Regions from separate parts of the Homo sapiens genome. Here region 1 is linked to region 2. Evidence: read pairs that join two places in POLR2A ChIA-PET (ENCODE). Cell type or tissue: MCF 10A. All regions are shown on one strand. Links, peaks and the distances in the headings refer to the core of each region. The heading gives the core; the rest is flanking DNA.

The links. ChIA-PET counts read pairs that join two places held together with the same protein. Peaks named below come from ENCODE experiments on the same cell type or tissue, not always from the same donor. Only the 100,000 strongest peaks of a DNase experiment are listed, where the experiment ranks them.
Region 1: POLR2A ChIA-PET joins it to region 2 with 5 read pairs; 6 of 35 experiments call an interaction of 5 or more read pairs at or near these places.

Annotation. Positions count from the first base shown.
Region 1 is chr2:28,991,526-28,995,862 of GRCh38, reverse strand. It overlaps TOGARAM2 (TOG array regulator of axonemal microtubules 2), which reads right to left. Exons shown (of 20, transcript NM_199280.4): 2 at 1,001-1,138. The coding sequence starts at 1,028. Among named protein-coding and RNA genes, the nearest start is that of TOGARAM2, 12 kb to the right of the region's middle. In MCF 10A, for the core only: no CTCF peak of the experiment used is centred there; a DNase peak (open chromatin) is centred at 2,062.
Region 2 is chr2:29,128,537-29,132,873 of GRCh38, reverse strand. CLIP4 (CAP-Gly domain containing linker protein family member 4) reads right to left here. Exons shown (of 16, transcript NM_024692.6): 3 at 1,477-1,616; 4 at 629-722. LOC124907747 (a long non-coding RNA gene) reads left to right here and starts at 2,526. Exons shown (of 2, transcript XR_007086264.1): 1 at 2,526-2,746. In MCF 10A, for the core only: no CTCF peak of the experiment used is centred there; a DNase peak (open chromatin) is centred at 2,363.

The DNA of each region.
Region 1 (4,337 bases), core at 266-4,265, 140 kb after region 2:
CCACCTGGAGAAGCCACCACGCAGGTGGAAACCCAGCTCGTCCATCCCCAGGCTGCAAGACTCCTAGTCTGGAACTCAGGAGCCTGGGTTCCCACTTTTTCCACCTGTGTGACCTTGAGGAAATAAGCTAACTTCTCTGAGTCTCAGTTCCCACATCAGTAAAGCAAAGGAGTTGACAGCACTAAAGGTTCATACAACATCTTTATCCTATTTCTAGATTTGTAGATTTTTCTTTCTAAGATCTCAGCACCTCCCACTTCTCCACTGGAATCTACATTCAGGTGGGATCTGCTTTAGCACTAAAGTAAGCAGGTCTTTTCCGATTCATATGTCGAAGCCCCGGGGAGTTCTGCCGTGTGCATCATGCGCTGTCTCCTGAACCGCTGCTCTGGCCATCCTGCTTCTCTGCCTTCCTTCCAAATGGCCATCTGGCCCCTGCTCCAGCCCATGCAGGATGAAGCAGCTCTGCACCTTGCTAGCACCCATTTCATCTGGGGCAGAACCAATCCCCTCACTTTCCAGGGGAAACTGAGGCTCACCCAGCCAGCTCCCAAAAGCAGAGCCAGGCCTCAAGGCCCATCTCCTGATGCTAACTGGCCACACACTGCTCCCACTACCCCACTTGGTTGGCTAAGGAAACAGAGTCGTTCACCCTCCCTGAGGGCCCGGCCCATATCCCCTGCCCATCCACATAACCTTGACCACAGAACAGAATTAGCCCCTCAAGGAACCAACCACCCTGCTGCAGAGAGTGGAGATAAAGCTCAGGCCAAGGCCCTGGAACACCAAGCACCTCCTTAGGCCAGGGAGCCACCCAGACAGCCAGCTGAGCGGCAGCATGTGGGGAGCTGGCCAGGGCTGGAAAGGCACGGCCACCTGGCTGTTATCTCCCAGCAGCCCTTTATCCCCACATCTCCCTTTTTCTGGCCCTTGGGAGTGTCCGAGGCAGGTCCCCTAGCCTGGAAAACACCAGCAGCAGGCCTCCCATGGTGCCCCTTACCTTCGGGGACATCGTCACGGGTGCCCATGTCCTGGGTGGAGAAGGTGCCTACAAGGTTGCCCAGAGGCAGCAGCTATTTCTGGGCAGTGAGTACAGTCCTTGGGGGTCTGGAGGGCTCTGACCTGTAACATCCGGGACCTAAGGGTGAGAGGAGAAAGGAGAAGTCAGTAAAAGCAAATTAACACTTTTAAACTACTTCACAAAAAGCCCTTCAGGGGCTAAAGCATTATTGTCATGAAGAAATCGGCCACTAAACCAAAGGATGCCATTTTTCTGACATTGGACTCACAAATGTTTCAGTTCCCAAGTGCGAGGCCGTGTGGTTTTGGGAAGAGTTCGTTATGAAGAGTGTCAACAAAACCCATCAACCTGCCATCCCTTGTCACTGAGACATGGACACCTTTAGGGTCGCGGGGAAAGATGATTTTTTTCAAGGTAGTGTCTGACACTGTGTTTCTCCATCAGTTTCAATTTGCTTCAGATGCCCCTGAGTCCGCCAGCTGCCCTGAAAGCCCATGGCGATGTTGGCCTCTGCAACCACTGATCACACAGGTGTTGGCGGGGCCTCTCGGACACCAGTTCTCCAGTCTCTCTCAGGATGCGCGGTCATGACCTCCATGACGTCCTTGGTGCTCCTTCTCACCTGACTGAACAAGCCACACCTGTGACCCCCCTCAGCCACCGCATTGCCCACACCTTGATCCCTCCAGCCCTCCCTTCAGCCTCTGGGTCAGCCCTCAGCTCTTGCCCTTGACCTAACTTCATTTTATTTCCATGTGACAGGGTCTCACTGCACACTCTGCAGCTTCACACAATTCTATGAATCCTTTGCTGCGATAATGGTGACCCGTTTTCCCCTGACAGGTAACAGAGGTGCTTCCAGAGCTGATCTGTGGTAAGACCAGGGGTGAAGCCCACAGCTCCTAATTTCTACCCCAGAGAGGAGTTCTCGTCCACAAAGCGTCTGGGGACAGGGCAGGAACCTGTGCCAACTCCCTTTTCTGAGCAACAAATCCCAACTCAGGAACTGAGAAACTTGCCTTCTGTCTGGAAGCCAGCCAGCCACTGCCCCACCCAGGCCCCAGAAGGCAGAGTAGCTCCTAGCAACCCTCAACCCAAACACAGGTGTCCAGCCCAGTGCCCGGCCCAGCACAGCACCCAGCCCAGCACCCAGCCCAGCTTGGCCCCAGCCTGGTCTCACTGCTTAGAACCTCAAGACATGAGTTCCCTGTCTGAGGAGAATTTTCCTCACAACCAGGGAGAGGGGAACTCTCTGTTTAATATCTACTGGGATAAGGATGTGGCCACACGGTGGTGAAAAGCAGTCCTGAACCCCTGTGAGACACAGCACCTCTCCTAGACAAGGCGAGGGAAGATTCTATTCCACAGGCACCAACACCCCAAACTTCACCCCCTGAGCTAGGGAAGAGGCTCAAGAGATTGGCCAGGCAGCTGGTTTCCAGACAAAGTCCAGCAGGAATGTGGCAGGCTGGCACAGACCTTCCATGGCTGAATTATAGCAAACAAGCTGGGGTCCTGGGATTTGGGGGCTGTGAGAGTTGCAAGCCCCACCTGTTCCCCATATCTCTAACCAGAGGATACACTTTCTACGAAAATTATATGCAGAAAAGCAATATTTAGCTACAGTCTTTGTTCTCCTTAACTGCAGATTACAATAGCCTGGAAACCAATTAAAATTACAGATTTCCACGCCCCACCTCCAGCCCCTGCTGAATTAGGTCTAGGAAATAGGCCACAGGGATTTTTTTTTCTTTAACTTCTGATTTTTTTTTTTTTTTTTTTGAGACAGAATCTCTCTCTGCCACCCAGGCTGGAGTGCAGTGGCATGATCTTGGCTCACTGCAACCTCCACTTCCCGGATTCAAGCCATTCTCCTGCCTCAGCCTCCCAAGTAGCTGGGATTACAGGCATACATCACCATGGCCAGCTAATTTTTGTATTTTTAGCAGAGATGGGGTTTCACCATGTTGGCGAGGCTGGTCTCAAACTTCTGGCCTCAAGTAATCTGCCTGCCTCGGCCTCCCAAAGTGCTGGGATTACAGGCATGAGCCACCACACCCAGCCTTAACTTCTGATTTTGATGTTCAGACAGGATCAAAAAATCACTGGTCTGTAGTTCAGATTCACTTTATAATAAGATCTCGGCCCTATTTCTTACCCTAGGCTGTCAGAATGGTCATTGCTGCTTCAGTTTCCCCAAAGTGATCACTCTCTAGGAGGCTAAAAAGAAGACTCGAGCCGCCTGAGGTTACGGGATGCTTAAGTTTCAACAGCCACCCCTACTGCAGTGGGCCTTCTGAACAAGACAGTTTTCCCACCGTAGCCTCCTCAGTGGTCAGAGGTCAACATGCCAAGGCAGCCCAGGTTCCCCCTGGTCCCAGGACACCAGCAGTATGGAAAGGAAATCTGGAGCCATTCCATGGCTCGCCAAAGCATCCCCTCCAGCAGAGCCCCTTTGAGACCCTCTCAGGGTCTACACCTTCGACCCTTCAGGCCCCAGGGTCTAGTGCAGGATCTCCTAGGTGCCCGCCCAAGAGGAGGTGGCCAAAGCTGCTATGGACAAACAAGCCTGACTAACGTGAGCGCAGTGAGAGGCACCACCCCAGGAAATCACTTTGGCCCAGGGACCTGTAGGAACTGAATGATCCATATCCAAACTATAAAAATCAGAATCAGGAAGTCCAGCACAAGTGTGGACAGGGCAGACACCACTGAGCACCTGACCCCCAAGGCACAATTCACCGAGGCCCCATCACACCCAGCACTGCTCTGGACACTAAGGCGCTACTCTCCCCTGTTAGAACAGCCAGCCCCTGACCCAAAGGGCTAAATGAGCCAGTGGATTCTGGTGACCAGGATCTTGTCCTCACTTCCTGATGCTCTGAATTGCTCTGCCTGGCTGGCTTCTCCCCTCTCAGCCTCCGTTTCCCAGCCCAGGGAATGGGGCGACCCGGGGTAAGTAACCGTTGTCCCCTCCTCCCATTAATGCTATGGCTACAGAGGTTCCATAGTGACCGGGGCCATAGGAATGAAGAAAGGTGACACAGGGGACTCAAGTGTCAAGTGGAAAGGGAACAAAAGCTAGCTAGGGCTGGCCCAGTAAAGAAGTTCAGTCCCAAGCACAAAACCCCAACCACCCGGGCCTCGCACAGTCCACAGGGAGCGTGCAGCTCCACGCCCACTCTGCTCCCAAGGAGCTGGGCAGACTCATCCCACCCACCACAGCCCTGGGGCTGCCGCTCCCACAGCTTCTCTTTCTGTCATGACACCACCCGCTCCGACTTTCAGAGACCTCTGAGACGTCTCCAGCCAGAGT
Region 2 (4,337 bases), core at 105-4,104:
ATATTTTATGGCTTTATTTTATTTTGTATTATAAATTCATTTTTATTTTATTTTGTGAAAGTATCAGTTCATGATGAGTTGTGAGGGGAAAAAGGAGTCCATCACCACCAGTAGCTTCAGCACCACCACATCAGACTATTGAAACAAGGAGAGACAATCACAATATATAGTTAAGTAAGAGATGCAGGTTCATACAATGACAAAAAGCACAAGAGAATAACAATTTTGGAAAATATGCACATATGTTACATATGTAGGAACAGACCTTAGGTCTCAAGACTGGGGTCTTAAGATTAGGGATCAGTATGCAAAGACTGACCTTGGACTGTCAAACCTTGTTATAAACCCTCAGAAAGATTTTAGGGTGTTACTAGTTACTCTCATCTATTATGCAATCAGGCATGAGGCCTGATCCAGAAAAGTTAAGAGGTATCAGGAGGGTATAAAGACCTCCTTGATTAAAGGGAATATGGTTTTTGGAAGGACCTAACTGAATCCTCAGCTCTTCAGGCAATATTATCATCATCAGCTGGGTGCCTTCCCCCAGACAATATATGGGCATAAATATAGATTATCTAAGCACAAGTGCAGATGACATAAGCAACTGATAGATTTACCACACACTTACCAATACCATGAGCTCCAGATTTGCAGGTATAATGTAAAAGAGTCATATCTGTCAATCCATCTCTATCATTCACATTGCAACCTCTCTTAAGAATCTGAAGCAGTCAAGGAAAATATGGTTACAACCTAACTACTGAGGTACCTATTGCTTTCAAACCAATGCTGAGGAACCAAGTTAGTCTATCGTATCTGAATTACTTCTCAGTAAAATGTATAGACAGTATGAGCATATCTTAAGGGTAAATTTTTAAATCTGTACTCAACAACAATAATGAAAACTGAACTTGTCAGCAGGCTGAAGGAAATTCTTAAAGATTATTCCAAAGGTAATCTGGCACTCCAAATATGTTCCTCTCAAAAATGAGCAAAATTTTATTTCTATGCGTGTAATGATATTTGAAAAAAGTATAAGCACTCTCTTCCTACAACACAGCAACATACTGGTCAAGGAACCCTCCCTCAAAAAATCTAATATTCTTAAAGACTACATTCAAGCCTATATATTTACCAAACCAACCAAAAGTGTAAATAGAACATGATGGTAATCAAATCCCTTTATGAAATGCATAAAAGTTTACAAAATTAATTTTACAAAGAAGGAAATATGAAAAATGCCCCTCCCTGCACCCGCCAGGAGTCTACAAATGTCAGAAGTACAGAGCATGAAGAAATAATCAGAAGAATATATAGTATTAACTCACTGCCCCATGAAAATCCTGGAAATACAAATAAATATCAGAACTTTTAAAGGGTTTCTCCTTTATTACCATCTTCCTTTCAGATGGGGAAAAAAATCTATACCATTAACAATCCTAACAATGCAAAACTTAAAATGTAAGAATTCCTTACCTCATTTCCAATAATGTCAATGTTTTGTTGGACCTGAGGAACCCACTGTCTCAAAATGGCAAATAATTCTGAAACTGAAGTTTTGGGATCAAAAAGAATTTCCTGGCATGATGCATCATTAGGATCAAAGAAAGAAAATTCTGAAATAAAAAAAGATGCAAATTAAATTTACTAAAAGTTTCAAATAAATATATTGAAAATAATAAACAATAAAACCAAGGTTCAAATGATACAAATATTTTAGATGCTAAAAAAAAATCAGAAGTATCTAAATAAGGAAAATATTATGAACATTTGCTGAGCACTTACTAAATACTTTAAAAATCCTCACCAACACCTTACCTGGCAGGTATTATTCTCATTTTGCACATGAGGAAAGCAAAGCTCAGACTAAATAATACCAGCTCAACATCGCACAGCTAGTAAGTGGCAAATCTGGGGTAGAAAACCAGGTCTGTCTCCAAAGTCTATCTTCTTTCCTCTATTATTCTACTTGCTGAGGTAACTCACCACTGAGCTCAGATTGTAACAGCATGCATAAGTAGTGGGACTCATTGAGGTTTTTTTGTTTTTGCTTTCTTCTTTGCATTTATATATTTTCCAAAATTATACTATGTACACATAGTTCTTACTTCTAGAGTCAGCATAACTAAAAGATGAGAGGCACCAAACTAAAGACACATATACAAGCAGAGCAGCAGTCCATCAGAAGAGAATCAGAAAGATTGAACTGAAATGTGATAACATTCGTAAGCTTAGACAACAAAATGGTCCTGTTAGGCAAAAATCAAAATAGAAGCCAAGACAAACCTTGGCCTCTGAGCCAAAGTCCCACCCCCAGCTCAGGAAAACCTGTAAGGACCTATTCTCCAAAACACCTACTTAAACTGCACATGAAGCTTGAACTTCATTTCTTGGTCAGCATGACTCAGCACATTGCAGCAAATCAGTAATGACTAAACTAACCCACTCATTCTAACCAGTGAGAATTAAGCTGTATGAATTTCCTTTTCTAGGCTTTATAAACCTTACTATAACCTTCGTGAGACAAGCTTCTTACCACTTTTGATTTGGAAGTCTCCCTATTTGCAGTTTTTTACTAACTTAATATTTATATTAAGAAAAGCACCCTGAATTTTCTTTTGACAGTTTTTGATGTCAGAAGCAGGATCAGAAGAAGACCCCTGTGAAGCCCCAAGGCCAGTAACTAGGTGCTGGTACCCAGGGCCGCAGCACTGGCTGCTCTCTCACCCAGCCATGGAGTTCTAGAGTAAGTCTCTTTTGAATCTGAGCTCTCCTCCTTCTGTGTAGAACTCTCCAATTATGCTGAACAACCTTTGCTGAAACTTCTCAGGAAGTCAACCTATTCTGTTCAAAAGGGGGAAGGGTGAAACACATGATTCCCTGTGTTCCAGAGCAGCTGCTGAAAAAAGAATCCTTAATAGTTAAGACCTTTCAGAGAATCTAATGCAAAGATGGGGTCCAAAAACACTGTGGATCAGAATCTTGTGAACTTTACAAAGTTCACAAGAAAAAATAGGTGAACTTTACAAAGAATAATTTGCAATTTCAGTGACCACTTCGGAGAACCTTTAATTTAGGTAAGATAGTCTGCCTTTGGGAGTGCCCTTGAAGGAGGAGTATCCTAAGCCTTTTGGAGACAATGGAATGCATTCTTTGATTTGTATGCAGAAGCTGCTGAACACAAAATGACTCAAAAATAGCTTCTCTAAAAGCATCCCTACAGCACTCAAATAAAAAAAAAATCTTCACTAAAAAGCTGTAGCCATCTGAGCAGGTAACCTTGACTTGTTCCATCTCTCACAGGTACAATTTGGATCCAGCTTCTTTTATAAACCAATAAGCTTTGTATTATTTTAATTGACACATGGCTAAAATTTGGAAATGAAAGCTATAAGATCTCTGTGTCTGTCTGTATACACAAACAGACACAGAGATCTTATAGCTATGTATGTTCAATAGACATAAGTAAAAACAAGTGCTTATATAAATTAAGTATTCCTGAAAACTCTCAGAAAAATAGGAACTAATCCAAATGCTTTTCAAGTTCATGTGACTTGGGTAATTTTCAATAAACAAAAACATTGTTGGTTTAGTTTAAAAAACCAATATGCCTTCAGAGTTGTCAGCATTAGACATAAGGCAGACGTACAACTTTGATTCTATGTAGGTCTACTAGTCAAATAAGCTCATGTTAGACAAGTGAATTACAAATAAGCCTCTGCTATCTCTAAGTTACAAAATTTCTCAGCAAGAAAAACAAGATGATGCTTAGCTATTTAATGTCTCATGAAATTTTCGTAAGTAATCCAAGCATAATTGTTCAAAACAAGTGAATTAAATCAATGTAAGTCCACATAAGATAAATACTGAAACATTAATTGCTGAACATAAGCTTATCTACTTTTGGACAGAGAAACTAAAGATACCTGGGTGTGTTAGTAAACATGTCCTGTGCTACACTGAAAAATTATAATATAAGGAAACGTGCTTCTAGAAATTATGGTGTATTTACATAGATTTCTCAATCTACAGAATGCTAGCGTGACAGTCAAGAAAAAATGTGAAGTAGGAAGATATGTTTTTTGCTGAAAAAGAAAATGAAGGAAAAAAACCAAAATGGCTATAGGAAGTTCAGAAGAGGGAGAGAGAATCTTGTGTGATTAAGCTGGCTAAAATTGAATGAATCTATTATCATTCATATCAAAATAATGCATAACTAGCATTTCAGCTCCTGTTAAAACGACTAAACTTTCTTGGAGTATGGGCCTGCTCTTGATGGGAGATTGTGAAAGGTTTTTCTTTAACTTTTGAATGGTCTGCCTAGAAAGCAAAGATTC